2 separate regions of the Homo sapiens genome follow, and region 2 is linked to region 1. Evidence: read pairs that join two places in POLR2A ChIA-PET (ENCODE). Cell type or tissue: OCI-LY7. All regions are shown on one strand.

What was found. ChIA-PET counts read pairs that join two places held together with the same protein. Peaks named below come from ENCODE experiments on the same cell type or tissue, not always from the same donor. Only the 100,000 strongest peaks of a DNase experiment are listed, where the experiment ranks them.
Region 2: POLR2A ChIA-PET joins it to region 1 with 11 read pairs; 2 of 35 experiments call an interaction of 5 or more read pairs at or near these places.

What each region holds. Positions count from the first base shown.
Region 1 is chr1:2,216,410-2,224,409 of GRCh38, reverse strand. LOC124903823 (a long non-coding RNA gene) reads right to left here. Exons shown (of 2, transcript XR_007065358.1): 2 at 3,661-3,875. Among named protein-coding and RNA genes, the nearest start is that of SKI, 7.9 kb to the left of the region's middle. RefSeq lists an enhancer at 1-25. In OCI-LY7, no CTCF peak of the experiment used is centred here; no DNase peak of the experiment used is centred here.
Region 2 is chr1:2,811,120-2,819,119 of GRCh38, reverse strand. LOC124903825 (a long non-coding RNA gene) reads right to left here and starts at 5,062. Exons shown (of 2, transcript XR_007065387.1): 1 at 4,669-5,062; 2 at 1,353-1,643. It overlaps LOC124903826 (a long non-coding RNA gene), which reads left to right and starts at 2,314. Exons shown (of 3, transcript XR_007065392.1): 1 at 2,314-2,878; 2 at 3,153-3,352; 3 at 4,008-4,735. In OCI-LY7, no CTCF peak of the experiment used is centred here; no DNase peak of the experiment used is centred here.

The DNA of each region.
Region 1 (8,000 bases):
AGCCAGCAGTGTGGAGATGAGTTGGATGGCGCCCCAGGACCAGAAAGAGGAAGACACTGGCAAAGCAAGGGGTACCCCAAGCTTTGGGGGAACTTGGAAACCTTGGTGGGGAAATGCATCGCAGACCAGCTCTGCTCCACCCTGCCTTGCCCTGCCCTGCTGCCACCCACTCTCTCCTCCTCAGGAAGCAGAAGGAAGGCCTTGTAGCAGCCAGGCATAGACTGCCATTGGCAAAAACATGCTCAGTTACTGGGAAAGAAACCTTCAAATGTGAAAATAAAAATTGCTCAAGTAACATCAGCTTCGTATAATTTTGTTTTGTTTTTGTTTTTGTTTGAGATGAAGTTTCGCTCTTGTTGCCCAGGTTGGAGTGCAATGGTGCGATCTCAGCTCACTGCAACGTCCATCTCCCAGGTTCAAGCGATTCTCCTGCCTCAGCCTCCCGAGTAACTGGGATTACAGGCGCCTGCCACCATGCCCAGCTAATATTTTGTATTTTTAGTAGAGACAGGGTTTCACTATGTTGGCCAGGCTGGTCTTGAACTCCTGACCTCAGGTGGTCCACCTGCCTCAGCCTCCCAAAGTGCTGGGATTACAGGCTATGCCACCGTGCCCGGCCAGTAGAAATTTTAGAAAGACCTTTGTCTTACTTTGGATTCCCCCAAACATAGGCCCTGAGACAAAGATTTTTATTTTACTTTATTTTATTTTATTACTTTATTTTTGAGACAGAGTCTTCGCTTTGTCATCCAGGCTAGAGTGCAATGGCACGATCTCGGCTCACTGCAGCCTCAGCCTCCTGCATTCAAGTGATTCTCATGCCTCAGCCTCCCGAGTAGCTGGGATTACAGACATGCGCCATCACACCAGGCTAATTTTTGTATTTTTAGTAGAGACGGGGTTTCACCATGTTGGCCAGGCTGGTCTCAAACTCCTGACCTCAGGTGATCCGCCCGCCTTGGCCTTCCAAAGTGCTGAGATTACAGGCGTGAGCCACTGTGCCTGGCCTTTTATTTAATTTTTTATTTATAGAGATGAGATCTCACTATGTTGCCCAGGTTGGTCTCAAACTCCTGAACTCAAGCGCTCCTCCCCTCAGCCTCCCAAAGTGCTGGGATTACAGGTGTGAGCCACCGCGCCCAGCCAAGACAAAGATTTGAGTTCGAGTGCTTTGCTTGGGAGGCGATCCAAGGAAGCACAGGAAAGGGTCAGAGCAAGTGAGCGGGGGAGGGGAAGCCGGGCCCTAAAGAGGGATCTGCAAAGCCTCTTACCGCTGGGCACCTGGAGCTGAATCCTCAGGGCAGAACCCAGGGCTCAGAGCCATCCCAGGGGCTGCCCTGGCCAGAGCGCAAGGGAGTGAGGGACAAGCACTGGAGTGGGGGGGTTGATCCAATCAGGAAATGAGTTTAAGGTAGCAAGAGTCAGGTTTCTCGATGTTAAAATACAGAAAGGGAGGAAGGAAGCATGTGGTGTTGGATTGGAATTATTGATACCTGCATGATCTCATAAATGTCCATATTTATAAAGAAAACTGTTGATGTAAATGTGTTTTGTATAAACATCAGCCCTCACTCTGCCCACCAAGACGAGGGACCCCTCAGCAGTAGTGAGCGCACCAGGAAGCCCAGTCTTGGCTCCCAATTTTCATTCACTGAAGGGAACCAAAGTGTTTTTGTTTGTGTTTTTGAGATGGAGTCTCGCTCTGTCGCCCAGGCTGGAGTGCAGTGGCACGATTTCGGCTCGCTGCAACCTCTGCCTCCTAGGTTCAAGCGATCCTCCTACCTCAGCCTCCCAAGTAGCTGGGACTACAGGCACCCGCCACCACGCCGGCTAATTTTTTGTATTTTTAGCAGAGACGGGGTTTCACCGTGTTAGCCAGGATGGTCTCGATCTCCTGACCTTGTGATCTGCCCACCTCAGCCTCCCAAAGTGCTGGGATTACAGGCGGGAGCCACTGCGCCCGACCAGGAACTGGAGTTCTTTAAAGAGATGGCTGACCCAGGCCGGGCGCGGTGGCTCACGCCTGTAATCCCAGCACTTTGGGAGGCTATGGCGGGCGAATCACCTGAGGTTGGGAGTTCAAGACCAGCCTGGCCAACATGGTGAAACCCCGTCTCTACTAAAAATACAAAATTAGCCGGGTGTGGTGGTACATGCCTGTAATCCCAGCTACTCAGGAGGCTGAGGCAGGAGAATCACTTGAACCTGGGAGGCAGAGGTTGCGGTGAGCCGAGATCACGCCATGCACTCTAGCCTGGGCAACAAGAGGGAAAAGTCCACCAAAAAAAAAAAAAAAAAAAAAAAAGAGATGGCTGACCCCAGGGCTGGGAAGGGAGAGAGAGTAACGACAAGACATAAGGCACACCGGGTCACATGGAGAGGGCACTGAGTCACGGCCTGTTTGCCAAATCAGACAGAATAATGATATTAATAGATGGTAATGATAGTAATGAGTTATAATTATCAAATAAAATAGGAAAGCATATGTCTATACATATTTTAATATTTATTAAAATATATTAATGAATTGAAAATTTAAAAAGAGCTATTTGCATATTTTAAACGTATCAGCTGGGCATGGTGGCTCATGCCTGTAATCCCAGCACTTCTGGGGAGGCCAAGGTGGAACGGCTGCTTGAGCCCAGGAGTTCGTGACCAGCCTGGGCAACATAGAGACCCTACTTCTAAAAAAATTTAAAAATCAGCTAAGTGTGGTGGTGCAGGCCTGTAGTCCCAGATACTTGAGAGACTGAGACAGGAGGATCACTTGAGCCCAGGAGGTCAAGGCTGCAGTGAGCTGTCATGTTGCCACTACATGCCAGCCTGGGCAACAGAGCAAGACCCTGTCTCAAAAATAAAACAAACAACAACAATAACAAAAAGTAGCTATGCATGATGGCATGCACCTGTGGTCCCAGCAACTCAGGAAGCTGAGGAAGGAGGATTGGTTGAGCCAAGGAGTCCGAGGCTGCAGTGAGCTAGGATAGCATCAGTGCACTTCAGCCAGGACAACAGAGTGAGACCCTGTCTCTAAAAAAGAGAGGGGGAGAGAGGGAGGAACGAGGGAGGGAGGGAGGAATCTTCCCCACAAAATGCTAATTTGTCACAAAGGGAAAAAGAATGTCAGTTCCAGCGGAGACACAGACCCCACCTTAACCGAGCGATCGCGGTGGGCTCCATTGATACTGGATCCATCAGAGTCCTGCCCCACCTGACAGGGTGGGGTGAGCAGACCACAGTGTCACATCTGCTCCTTTCCTGCCAAAGATGCACAACCTGTGTCTCTCTGTGATGACATCTCAGACAAAGCCACACAGGGAACCGTCTCCAAAAGGCCTGGCCTGGAAGCTTCAAAGAACAGTCAGGGAAAGGCCCAGGAATGTTCCGGACCGAAGGAGACAGAAGACATGATGGCACCTCAGTGCAATGTGTGGTCCCAGGCTGATCTCTTTACTGCAAGGGATATTACTGGGACAACCAGAAAGCCCAGAGTGGGGTCTGACTCCACGTGATTTCCCGCCTTGGACAGCCGTGTTGGGGCGTGTAGGAGAATGTCCTTGTTTTGGGGTGTGGTGAGCACCATGCGGCAACAAACCCTCAAATGCTTCAGGGGAAAAAAAGTTCCTGTACTATTCTTGCAACTTTTCTATAAGCTTGAGATTGTGTCAAAATACAAATTTTATTTTTAACAATGTTAGGAGGAGGAGGTACACATTCTCCATTCGGCCCTGCTGAGCTTGAGCTGTCGGGCAGGCTGCAACCTGAGGCTTCTGACTGCAGCCCTGCAGTGGGGCGCTGTGAGGGTGGGGCGGAGGAGCCACAGGACACCAGAGCATCTGCTACAACCCCAGCCAAGATGGTGCAGGGTCCCCTTCCTAGTCCAAGCACAAACACATGCTGGGTAAAATAGATTTGCTTTTTTTTTTTTTTTTTTTGAGACCGAGTCTCGCTCTGTCACACAGGCTGGAGTGCAGTGGCGCGATCTCGGCTCACTACAACCTCCACCTCCTGGGTTCAAGCGATTCTCCTGCCTTAGCTTCCCGAGTAGCTGGGATTATAGGCGCCCGCCACCACGCCCGGCTAATTTTTTGTATTTTTAGTAGAGACAGGGTTTCACTGTGTTAGCCAGGATGGTCTTGATCTCCTGACCTTGTGATCCGCCCAGCTCGGCCTCCCAAAGCACTGGGATTAAAGGCGTGAGCCACTGTGCCCGGCCATTTTTTTTTTTTTTTTTTTTTGAGACAGAGTCTCGTTGTGTCACCCAGGCTGGAGTGCAGTGGCGCAATCTCGGCTCTGTGTAAACTCTGCCTCTCGGGTTCAAGCGATTCTCCTGCCTCAGCCTCCTGAGTAGCTGGGATTACAAGCACCCGTCATCATGCCCAGCTAATTTTTGTATTTTTTTTAGTAGAGATGGGGTTTTGACATGTTGGCCAGGTTGGTCTCAAACGCCTGACCTCAGGTGATCCACCTGCCTCGGCCTCCCAAAGTGCTGGGATTACAGGTGTGAGCCACCTCGCCTGGCCAGATTTGGTTTTTTTGTTTTGTTTTGTTTTGTTTTTGAGACAGAGTCTCACTCTCTCGCTCTGTTTCCCAGGCTGGAGTGCAGTGGCACAATCTCGGCTCACTGCAAGCTCCGCCTCCTGGGTTCACACCATTCTCCTGCCTCAGCCTCCTGAGTAGCTGGGACTACAGGCACCCGCCACCATGCCCAGCTAATTTTTTTTGTATTTTTTAGTAGAGACAGGGTTTCACCATGTTAGCCAGGATGGTCTTGATTTCCTGACCTCATGATCTGCCCGCCTCAGCCTCCCAAAGTGCTGGGATTACAGGTGTGAGCCACCTCGCCTGGCCAGATTTGTTTTTTAAATGTCCTGTAAAAAGGCACAAGGAAGGTAGCTGTGCAGAGCTAGAAATGAAGATAGCACTCAAGCCACAGTGGTAAGCAAGAGTGGAAACCAAACTGCCAATGCAAGCCTTGGGCCTGGTCTCACGTCCACTGAGGGCTGCTGGTTAAGGCCAGTGAGAGACAAGAGTCATGGCCACAGGCCCTTTCTGAATGGGATCTGGAACTGGGCTTCCATCATAACAATAAGAGCTAAGAAGGGTCTGTCCCAGTCCATGAAGGGGAAATGGAAATCTCTGCCCACCAGCCTAGACATGGAGCCCAGAGAGTAAGCAGCCCAGACTAAGCCAGAAGGACACAGGGCTCCAGGAAAACAAGGAACCAGTGGAAGGTAGGATGCAACTGACTAGATCAAACACTGTGTGGAGGGCTTGTTGGAAGAGGTAGGTGGGATGGGCCATAGGCACAGAGGAAACTCAGCAGATGACAGAAGAAAGCAAGGCCACTACTAACTCCAGGAAAAATAAAGAGAAAACCTAAGCAGAGTTCACTACTTGACTCAGCAGAGAGTTATAGTACAAATTATAATAGAGACATCAACTTAAACAAAAATGAGGAAATTGCTCATTTGGGAAGACAGAAGAAGAGATGGTAGGGTGGGGCAGGGAGCATTGGATAAGAGCAAAACCCTCATTCTCCAGTAACATCTCACCATGTATAAAGCTGCTAAACCAAGGAGGAGCAGCAAGAGCACATAATTGAGAAGTATGGAGAGAGCTAAGACAAAAAAAAATGGGTGAAAGCTTTGAAAGAAGCTGACGCTAGGGCCGTAATGGAGGAGCAAAGGAGGGCCAGGGCTTGGTGAGTTCCACAGAGACAATAGTTTCTACAGATTCTACAGTTTCAGTATTTAAACTGTACTAACTTTGGGGGTTCTTTTTGTTTCTTTTATCTATGTATCTGTATTTCTTTGGTAACTATTAAAATAAAGAAACACACTAGAATTCCAAACTAAAAATAACAGGCTGAGGGCAGTGGCTCACACCTGTAATCCCAGCACTTTGGTAGGCTGAGGTGGGCGGATCACCTGAGGGCAGGAGTTTGAGACCAGCCTGGTGAAACCCTGTCTCTACTAAAAATACAAAAATTAGCCAGGTATGGTGGCATGTGCCTACAGTCCCAGCTACTCAGGAGGCTGAGGCAGGAGAATCACTTGTACCCAGGAAGCAGAGGTTGCAGTGAGCTGAGATCGCGCCACTGCACTTCAGCCTGGGTGACAGCGAGACTCCATCTCAAAAAAATAAATAAAAATAAATAACAAAGAAAAATACACATTCCCATCAAAAATCACCATTATCTGGGACATTGCAAAATACTTTGGACACATCATCAATTAAAGAAGGGATCAAAATGGAAACCACAAAATGTTTTAAATTGAATGATAATGAAAACACTGTCAATGAAAATTCCTGGATGTAGCTTACATGGTACGTAGAATGTTATAGCCTTCAGATCATATATCAAAAAACAAGAAAGTGACTTTTGCCAAGTGAAGAATCTACAGATGTCTTAAAGTTTCTCTTTTGCGCTGACCTGCAATTTCTAGTTTTCTTTGTTTTTTTTTTGTTTTTTTTTTTAAAGACGGAATCTCTCTCTATCGCCCAGGCTGCAGTGCAGTGTCACTACCTCGGCTCACTACAATCTCCGCCTCCCGGGTTCACACAATTCTCCTGCCTCAGCCTTCTGAGTAGCTGGGACTACAGGCGCCCGCCACCATGCCCGGCTAATTTTGTATATTTTTAGTAGAGATGGGGTTTCACCATGTTAGCCAGGATGGTCTTGATCTCCTGACCTCATGATCTGCCCAGCTCGGCCTTCCAAAGTGCTGGGATTACAGGCGTGAGCCACCGCACCCAGCTCTTTTTTTTTTTTTTTGAGACGGAATCTCTCTCCATCGCCTAGGCTGGAGTGCAGTGGTGCGATTTTGGCTCACTGCAACCTCCGCCTCCAGGGTTCAAGCAATTCTCGTGCCTAAGCCTCCGTAATAGCTGGGATTACAGGCACATGCCACCATGCCCAACTAATTATTGTATTTTTAGCAGAGACGGGGTTTCACCATGTTGGCCAGGCTGGTCTTGAACTCCTGTCCTCAGGTGATCTGCCCGCCTCGGCCTCTCAAAGTGCTGGGATCACAGGCATGAGCCACCATGCCTGGTCGGCAGTTTCTGGCTTTCTTTTTTTTTTTTTTTTTTTTTTGAGACAGAGTCTTGCTCTGTTGCCCAGGCTGGAGTGCAGTGCTGCAATCTTGGCTCACTGCAACCTCGGCCCCCCGGGTTCAAGCTATTCTCCTGCCTCAGCCTCCTGAGTAGCTGGGACTACAGGTGCCCACCACCACACCTGGCTAATTTTTTGTATGTTTAGTAGAGATGGGGTTTCACTGTGTTAGCCAGGATGGTCTCGATCTCCTGATCTCGTGATCCGCATGCCTTGGCCTCCCAAAGTGCTGAGATTACAGGCGTTAGTCACTGCACCCGGCCCATTTTCTGGCTTTCTAAGGAAGCTGCCTTCAGTTTTGCTTGCGTTTCCTGTTGTTTCTCTCAGAGCCATTCTGCCCAGGAGAGCCCTCGCCCACCATGGGATCTTCTGTGAAATCAGTTGCCTGACCTGTACCGTGCCCAGGTGGCCTCGGGTGTGTGTCAGCCTCCCGGTGGTGGTCCCAGAGCCAGGGCCTGCCTCTTGAGATCACCTGAGGTGATGCATGGGAAGTGCTGAGCAGGGCACCTGCCTCTGGGGGGCCATGGATGGTCCTGCCATTGTGGCCATTGGGAACCAGAGGGTGAGAGCAGGTGGCCAGCAGACCACCCCACTCAGAGCCACAGCCCAGCTCCTGCCCACTCCCCACAGGGACAAAGCCAGGTAGGGCAGCAATGAGGCTGCCCAGCCTTGGACAGCCTGGGCCAGGCATTGAACCATCCCGGGAGCCAGGTGTCCACCCAACCCCACCTTGGGCTCACACCCAGAGTGTGACAGGGCCTGGCCCAGGTCCCAGGCTAGGGAGACAAAGCTGGCTCTCTCGGGCTCCCTTTCCTGCAGGAGACCCCTGGCAGCCCATGCCCAGAGACACAAGGACCTTGGAGGCTGAGGGCGCAGCAGCAGG
Region 2 (8,000 bases), 590 kb before region 1:
TAAAATTACGCACAGTGCCTGGAAGAGGCCCATGCAAATGAGGACCCTGAAATTAGCTTTCCAATAAATCTGTCCAAATGGGGAAATACAGCCACCCTTGGAGGGTGCCTTGAGATCAGAGACACGGCAGGATAGGACTGTGGGAGCACCTGCCTAGGAATGGCGCTGTCCAGGTGTCAGGTTTCACTAATGGCCTGGGGTACACACATGCGCACACATGCGCACTCACATGGATGGCATGCACCTGAGGCACGTATGCACATGTATAGGCACACACGCATATGTTCATAAGTACATGTGTGCATTGCACTTTTGCACACATTCACATGGCCATATACACGCCTATGTATCTGCACTCACACCTGGGCACATGCACAGATGCACCTCTATGCGCAGGCACACACGCACAGACTCATGAGCATGGCATATACACACATGTATGCATGCAGGCACACTCACATGCAGACACAGGCACACAGACATGCACATATGCACACATGCAGAGAGGGCTGTTGTGTTTCTGGTGCCTTAAGAAAGCTTGGGGCTTCCTGGAGAGGAGAACATGAAGGGAGTACTTGAATCCAGAGCCCAGGGAAGGCCCAAGACCCAGGGGGAGGAGAGGGCCAGCATGGCAGTGTCTACTTGCCCCTGCAGCCCCTGCAGGGCAGGCAGCAGGGAGAGCCTGGGGTGCACCTGGTTCCCATAGTGGTTGGTTGTGAGTGGTGCCCACCAAGACCTGAAGCAGTGGGGCCCCCAGCTGACACTCCTGGCCCAGTGAGAGCAGGGGTAGGAAGAGTGTGGGCCTCACCCTGGGGCCCCCAGCCAGCCCTGAGCCCTGGAGGGCCTGGAGGCTTCTACAACACTGTGGGGATGGGGAGCCGAGAAAAGATGGACAATGAACCTCTCACCAGCCAAGGAAGGACAAAGAGGTGCGTGTGTTTGAGCTGGAGAAAAAAAAAAAAAAACACTAAGATGATTCAGCACACACCAGTATCATGGAGTCAAGGTCAAGACCAGCCAGATGGCCAGGCCTCCGTGGGAAAGTCAAGACCAGCCAGATAGTCCAGCCAGACGGCGAGGCCTCCATGGGCTCTGTGGGCCTTGTCCTGGTGCTATAGGGAAGCATGGGAAGGGCTTGGCAGGGGAGCAGCACCCTCAGAACAGGGGCTCCTGCTGACCAGCAGACTAAACAGAGGCCGCAGCCCACTTCCAAGGACTCCTGTGTCCCGGCGTCCCACGATACCATGCCACCTGTAAGAACCAAGGTCCTAGAGCGTTTACTGGTATACTGCCGTGACTTCAGAATTTTTAAGAAATCAAAATCCAATCCTTTATATCATGAGGCCAGGATCAATAATTCAATTGCTCAATTTATTCAAAAAGACAAACCCATGCAGAGCCTAGAAGCCTAGCGGGTTCCCATCCACAGGAGCCATGACAAGCACCCACGGAGCAGCAGTGATTCCAGCTTCAGTCCAAAGGCCTTCTCCCAAAACAGTGAAATGTGTGCCTGATGGTAGAGGGATTGATATGTCATAAACGCTTCGGAACCTCCGTGCAGATGGAAGAAGCCTCAGGACGAAGACAACAGGAGACTCTCTCTAAACAGTGGTAGCTTGCTGTCAAGAGGAAAAGAGCAGGACCTTAAAGAAGATTTAATTTTCCTGTTCAGAAAAAAGAAAGTGCAGCTTGCTAGCAGCATTCATTTAATTTTACATCAATACGCTCTTTGAGGCTGAAACAAATCTGACTGATTTTCAACATGGAAATAAAATATAAAAACTGTTCTTGGAGTTATTTCTAAACAGAACTGACATCAGAATCGTCTGAATTATCAGAATCGTCTATTTCGGAAAAATCGGATTCATCAAACGAATCTTCGGCCAACAAGTGTTTGAGAACAATGTCACCATCACGCACAGGAATGGCATGGTTTTTTGCAGCGATCGAAAGTTACTATATTTGTAAATGGAAATACCATGACTAAAAACAAAATAATAGAATGATGGCTTTTGTTTCCAAAGTCGATATTCCAGAGCGATGGGAAAATAATAATAAAAGTGAGATATTTTGTGGCAAAGCTATCTCAGTAAATGCCGCAGCCGTGGGCACTGCTGGTGAGTATTCTCAGGGCAAATGGGAAAAGGGTTAAAAGAATGTCTCAGAGTCCAAGGAGCAGCGGCACCGTGCAGCGGCTGACTCTCCATCCTTCCCGTCGTGGCATCGTTGGCAAGGTAAGGTGGCTACTTTTCCCACAGGAGATGCAGACTGACCCCACCTGCTTTGAATCCGGGCCGACCACTGGGATACGTGAATGTGGCAGCAGACAAGTTCACAGTGGCCCTGGGGCTTCCTCAATCCATCTCTTCCCCACCCCCAAAAAAACCTGCTTCTGCCGTCGGGACAAGCTCAAGCTAGTTGTTGGAGGATGAGAGGCCACACAGAGGAGACTTGAGGCGCCTCAGCCCACAGCCCGCCCAGCCCTCAACCATGGAAAACGCTAGCCTGGACCTGGAGGATCACCCTACCCCATCCTCTGCTGACCAAAAACACAAGAACAATGATTGATATGGATTGTTCCAAGCCACTGACTGTTGGGGTGATTTGTTAAGCAGTGATCAACGACCCATATCTACCACCAAGGCTGGCGGGCAGGGGCATTATCATGGCTCACTGCAGCCTTGACCTCCTCTCGGGCTCAAGCAATCCTCCATATTAGCCTACTGATTAGCTGGGACTACAAGTGCTTGCCACCACTCCCAAATAATTTTTATATTTTTTGTAAAGACAAGGTTTCTCCATATTGCCCAGGCTGGTCTTGAACTCCTGAGCTCAAGCAATCTGCCCGCCTCGACCTCCCACAGTGCTGGGATTACAGGTATGAGCCACCACATCCAGCCTCTCCAGCTTTTCTTTTATTACATGATGTTTGATTTTTTATAACATACTTTGCTTTAATTCATTTATCTGCTAAAACCTTCTTTTAAAATAATAGTAAACGTTTGATGTCTATAGTTTTATAAACATATATTTTGCTTGATGTTGTAATACACTTAAGAACTTTTACATCTCAAACATAGTAAATGTTTAGTTTGATTTTTTAAATGAGATTCAAATACTTTAAAAATAATATGCTTTTTCAATATCATGAGAATAAACAGCAGAAGAACAGAACCATGTTCGGCTCTACAGCCACCGCTGCCAAAGCCTGGGCAACACTCAAGAATGCGAACAAATCCCAGGTCGGCACTGCCTGATCCAGACCCTGGGGTCCTCGTCCTCCTGCCCAGCATGGGGTGCTGGCTGTGCTGAGGCTGCGGCCAGGACTACAGGGACGGAGTTGTGTGATTAGGTGCGTTCCCAGAAGACCTCTGGGTACAGGCTGCAGCTCCAGACGGGAGGGCCAGGGAGAGGCCAGCCTCGCCCTTCAGGCCAGGGAGCCAGGAAGCAACCTGGCCCCAGGTGGAGACGCCTGCCTCCTTCCGCCGGGGTCCTCGCCCAGCCTGGCCCTCCTGCTCCCTGCCCCCAAGCCCCGGCTGCCACCCCACAGGGGTCTTAAAAAGTTAAAAACCCAGTTCTTCCTGAGCTCCTGAGTTGCAAACAGAAATCTTACTATTCTTTTTTTTAGTTTTAAAATTACAATCATCATTTGCAGGCTAGGTGCAGTGGCTCACGCCTGTGATCCCAGCACTTTGGGAGGCCAAGGCAGGCGGATTGCTTGAGCCCAGGAGTTTGAGATCAGCCTGGGCAACATGGTGAAACCCCATCTCCACAAAAAAGACAAGAATTAGCCAGGTGTGGTGGTGTGTGCCTGTGGTCTCAGCTACTTGGGAGGCTGAGGTGGGAGGATCACTTGAGCACAGGAGGCAGATTGCAGGGAGCCGAGATCGCACCACTTGGCACATCACCCTGGGCGACAGAGTTAAGACCCTATCCCAAAAAATAAAAAATTATTAAATTAAATCATTTTTAATGGGGGAATAGCTAAATTCCTTTAAACATTTTAGATCCTGGATGGAGCTGGATGGAACCGAATATCTTAATTCTAAAAAGATTTCCAGAAAATCATACCGACCAGAGGACATCCAGCCCAGCTTAACACAGACGACGACCACTCAAGGTGAGACGCAGCCCTTGGCCCCAGCTTCCCATGGGCAGGGAGCCAGCCGAGCCCCTCAGAGGCGTTCCCCAAGGCTCTGCAGATGCGGCCCAGGAAGATGCAGGAAAAGAAGGACAGCCCAGTGTCTGGGGCCCCTCCCAGGGCGAAGAACCGGCATTCCTACCGCAGCCCAGGCTGACGCTGCAGCCAGTCCCGGGGCATTTTAGAGTCCCCAGGGACCGGTAACTGCTGTGGGTCCCCTGATTCCCCTTCTAGTTGGGCGCATTTACCGAGACAAGCCTGTCCCCGGCTCGGTGCTGTGTGGGGCCCAGCAGGGCTGGTCACTCGTCTTAGTGCCCAAGGCTCCAGGTTAAGAGGAGCCACGTGAGCCACGATGGTCATCACCAGATGCTGGGTGCCGTGCTCGAAGCCAGGACCGGCTGAGGCTTTCGGGGGTTGCATGTTTTGCATGCATCAGTGAAGGAGACATTTGTGACCCACTACTGGGGCAGGTGGTTTCACTTTCCCACCATTATGTCCAGAATTGGTAGGTTCTTGGTCTCACTAACCTCAAGAATGAAGCCGTGGACCCTCGTGGTGAGTGTTACAATTCTTAAAGATGGTGTGTCCGGAGTTTATTCCTCGGGTGTGTTCACAGTTTTTCTTCTGATGGGTTCGTGGTCTCGCTGGCTTCAGGAGTCAAGCTGCATAGCTTGGCGGTGAGTGTTGCAGCTCTTAAGTCGGCGGATCTGGAGTTGTTCGTTTCTCCCATCCGGAGTTGTTCATTCCTCCTGGTGGGCTCGGGCTCTCACTGGCCTCAGCAGTGAACCCGCAGACCTTCGTGGTGAGCGTTACAGCTCACAAAGGCAGTGCGGACCCAAACAGTGACCAGCAACAAGATTTATTGCAAACAGCAAAAGAACAAAGCTTCTACCGCATGGAAGACGACCCCAGCGGGTTGCCCCTGCTAGCTCGTGCAGCCTGCTTTTATTCCCTTATCTGACCCCACCCACATCCTGCTGATTGGTCCATTTTACAGAGAGCTGATTGGTCCGTTTTGACAGGGTGCTGATTGGTGCATTTACAAACCTTGAGCTAGACACAGAGTGCTGATTGGTGCATTTACAATCTTCCAGCTAGATATAAAAGTTCTCCAAGTCCCCACGAGATTAGCTAGACACAGAGCACTGTTTGGTGCATTTACAAACATTTAGCTAGACACAGAGTGCTGATTGGTGTATTTACAATCCTCTAGCTAGATGTAAAAGTTCTCCAACTCCCCACCCGACTCAGGAGCCCAGCTGGCTTCACCTAGTGGATCCCCCTCTGGGCCCGGGAGGGCAGCCCACCAGTCCTGCACCACACCCACACCCCTCAGCCCTTGGGCGGTCGATGGGACTGGGCGCCTCGGAGCAGAGGGCGGCACCTGTCAGGGAGGCTGGGCCCCACGGGAGCCCACAGTGGGAGGGGGGCTCAGGCATGGCAGGCTGCAGGTCCCAAGCCCTGCCCCATGGGGAGGCGGCTGAGGCCTGGTGAGAATTCAAGCATGGCGGAGGTGGGCCGGCAGTGCTGGGGTACCTGGTGTACCCTCCTCCGCAGCTGCTGGCCCAGGTGCTAAGCCCCTCACTGCCCGGGGCTGGCAGCGCCGGCCGGCCACTCCAAGTGTGGGGCCCACCGAGCCTGCACCCACCCGGAGCTCACGCTGGCGCGTGAGCACCACGTGCAGCCCCGGTTCCTGCCTGTGCCTCTCCCTCCACACCTCCCTGCAAGAGGGAGCCGGCTCTGGCCTCGGCCAGCCCAGAGAGGGGCTCCCACAGTGCAGCAGCAGGCTGAAGGGCTCGTCAAGCATGGCCAGAGTGGCCGCCGAGGCCGAGGAGGCGCCAAGAGTGAGCGAGGACTGCCAGCATGCTGTCACCTCTCACCATCCCCAGTTCTCCTGTCACCTCCCTGGAGGAGGGTGTGTTCCTGGTGCCACTGGCTTTGTGCCTGGCCACGTGACACATCTTGACTCATAGAACGTGGGCACAGGTGAGGTGCGGCCCTGTCAGATCCACGGAAAATGCACTTGCAGGGGTTGGCCGAACCCCTCTTGCTCCTTCCCCTTTCTGTTAGTTTCCTATCAAAGCTGCAACAAAAACAACAGAAATTTACTACCGTTCTGGAGGTCAGATGCCTCCAATGGGTCCCACTGGGCTAAAATCAAGGTGTGAGCAGGGCTGCCTTCCTCCTAGGGGCTCCACAGAAGAATCCATTTCACACCTTCTCAGCTTCTAGAGGCTGTGGCATCCCTGACTCATGGCCCCTTCCTCCACCATCGCAGTTGGCAGCACAGCTGACCCTAGCCTCCACCTTCACTGTCACGCTGCTCTTTGGCTCCGACCCTCCTGCCACCCCTTGTGAATATTCAGGTGCCAGGGCCCTCTCCATCTCAACATCTCTACTCACCCTGCAAAGCCCCTTGAGCCACAGGAGGTCACATGTCCACAGCTTCCAGGGACAAGGGTGTGGACATTTTGGAGGAGCCATGATGCTGCCTCCCACACCTCCGTTCGAACATTATCACAGCCCAGACAGATTCTCCTGCAGCCTGGGGCCTGGAATGCAAAGGCCACTGGGGCCAAATCAGCTGCACGGAGCTGAGCCAGCAGAGCCGCAGGCAGCAGCCGCCCTGTGAGCAGCTGGGAACCACTGAGAAGTGGAGATGTTTGTCATAGCAGCAGCAGCTGGCAGATACTTGCTATCCACACACCCTGGGCACACATGGGCACCAAGGCTGGGGGCGACAGGTGGGTTTTCTTTTCTTTGTAGAGATGGAGGCTCCCTATGTTGCCCAGGCTGGCCTCCTCAAGCTATCCTCCTGCCTCGGCCTCCCAAAGTGCTGAGATTACAGGTGTGAGCCACTGTGCCTGGCCATTATTTTTAAATATCTTTAAACTATTTTTAAATAATCAAAAAAGCCATTTTTGTTTTGTTTTTTTTTTCCAACTGAAACCTAAAGTATTTTTCTCACTTCACTTCCTAGAACTTTACACTGTGGGATTCTCTCCTGACAGCCAAGAAGGGGGTTTTCCCTTCTACCATGAAGAACTTCCCCGGAGGTCTCCCCACATCTAATAATTAGGAAGATAACGTGGTCATCAACAATAAAAGCTGCCCAGGCAGGCGCCTGCACAAGCCTCAGATCAGAAGGTCATTCAGGCACAGCAAATGGGCCGGCCCTCCCCATGGATGACAGCTTCTTCAGTGCCTCAGAGCCAGTCAAGCCCCCAGGCCCAGAAGACAATCGCAGGAGACCGTAGCTCCTCCCTGTCCCCAAGGCGCTGCCGGCCGGGCTGCCTTCAGCAGCCACACAGCCAAACCTGTCTCCTCTCAGTTCCTATTTCAGCCTGAGCCTGAAACTGCCACCACACAGCCCCCTCTGTGGATGGCCCCCCACACACCTCACACCCCACTACAGACCTCACACCCCACTATGGCTTCAGCCCCTGGGGATCCCCTGTGCCGCTCTCAGGGGGCTCCTCCTCTCTCTTCCCTGGCTCAGACACAGGCCTTAGAGCTGGAGCCGGCCATGTGCTAGCTGCTGGGGCTGGCCTGGAGGCCCCTGTGACAAGGACCTTAATCCCCCAGGAGGGCCAGTGACGCTCAGCCAGAGCTGCCCCCATGGCTGTTTCCCCACTGGCCTGTGACCCCTGGGGCCCACTGCCACCCTGCCTGCCTGGAACCAACAAACCAGGTCATTGTGCCCTGCAGGGCCCACTGGGCTGGGTGCTGGGGAGGCAGGGAGAATGCAGCTCTTGTCCCCGAGGAATTCCTGGCCCATTGGGCCATTCAAGGCCACATCCTCACAGGACAGGGGTCACTCTGCCCTGCAGTAGGAGAGGGTGAAATGTTCAACGGAGAG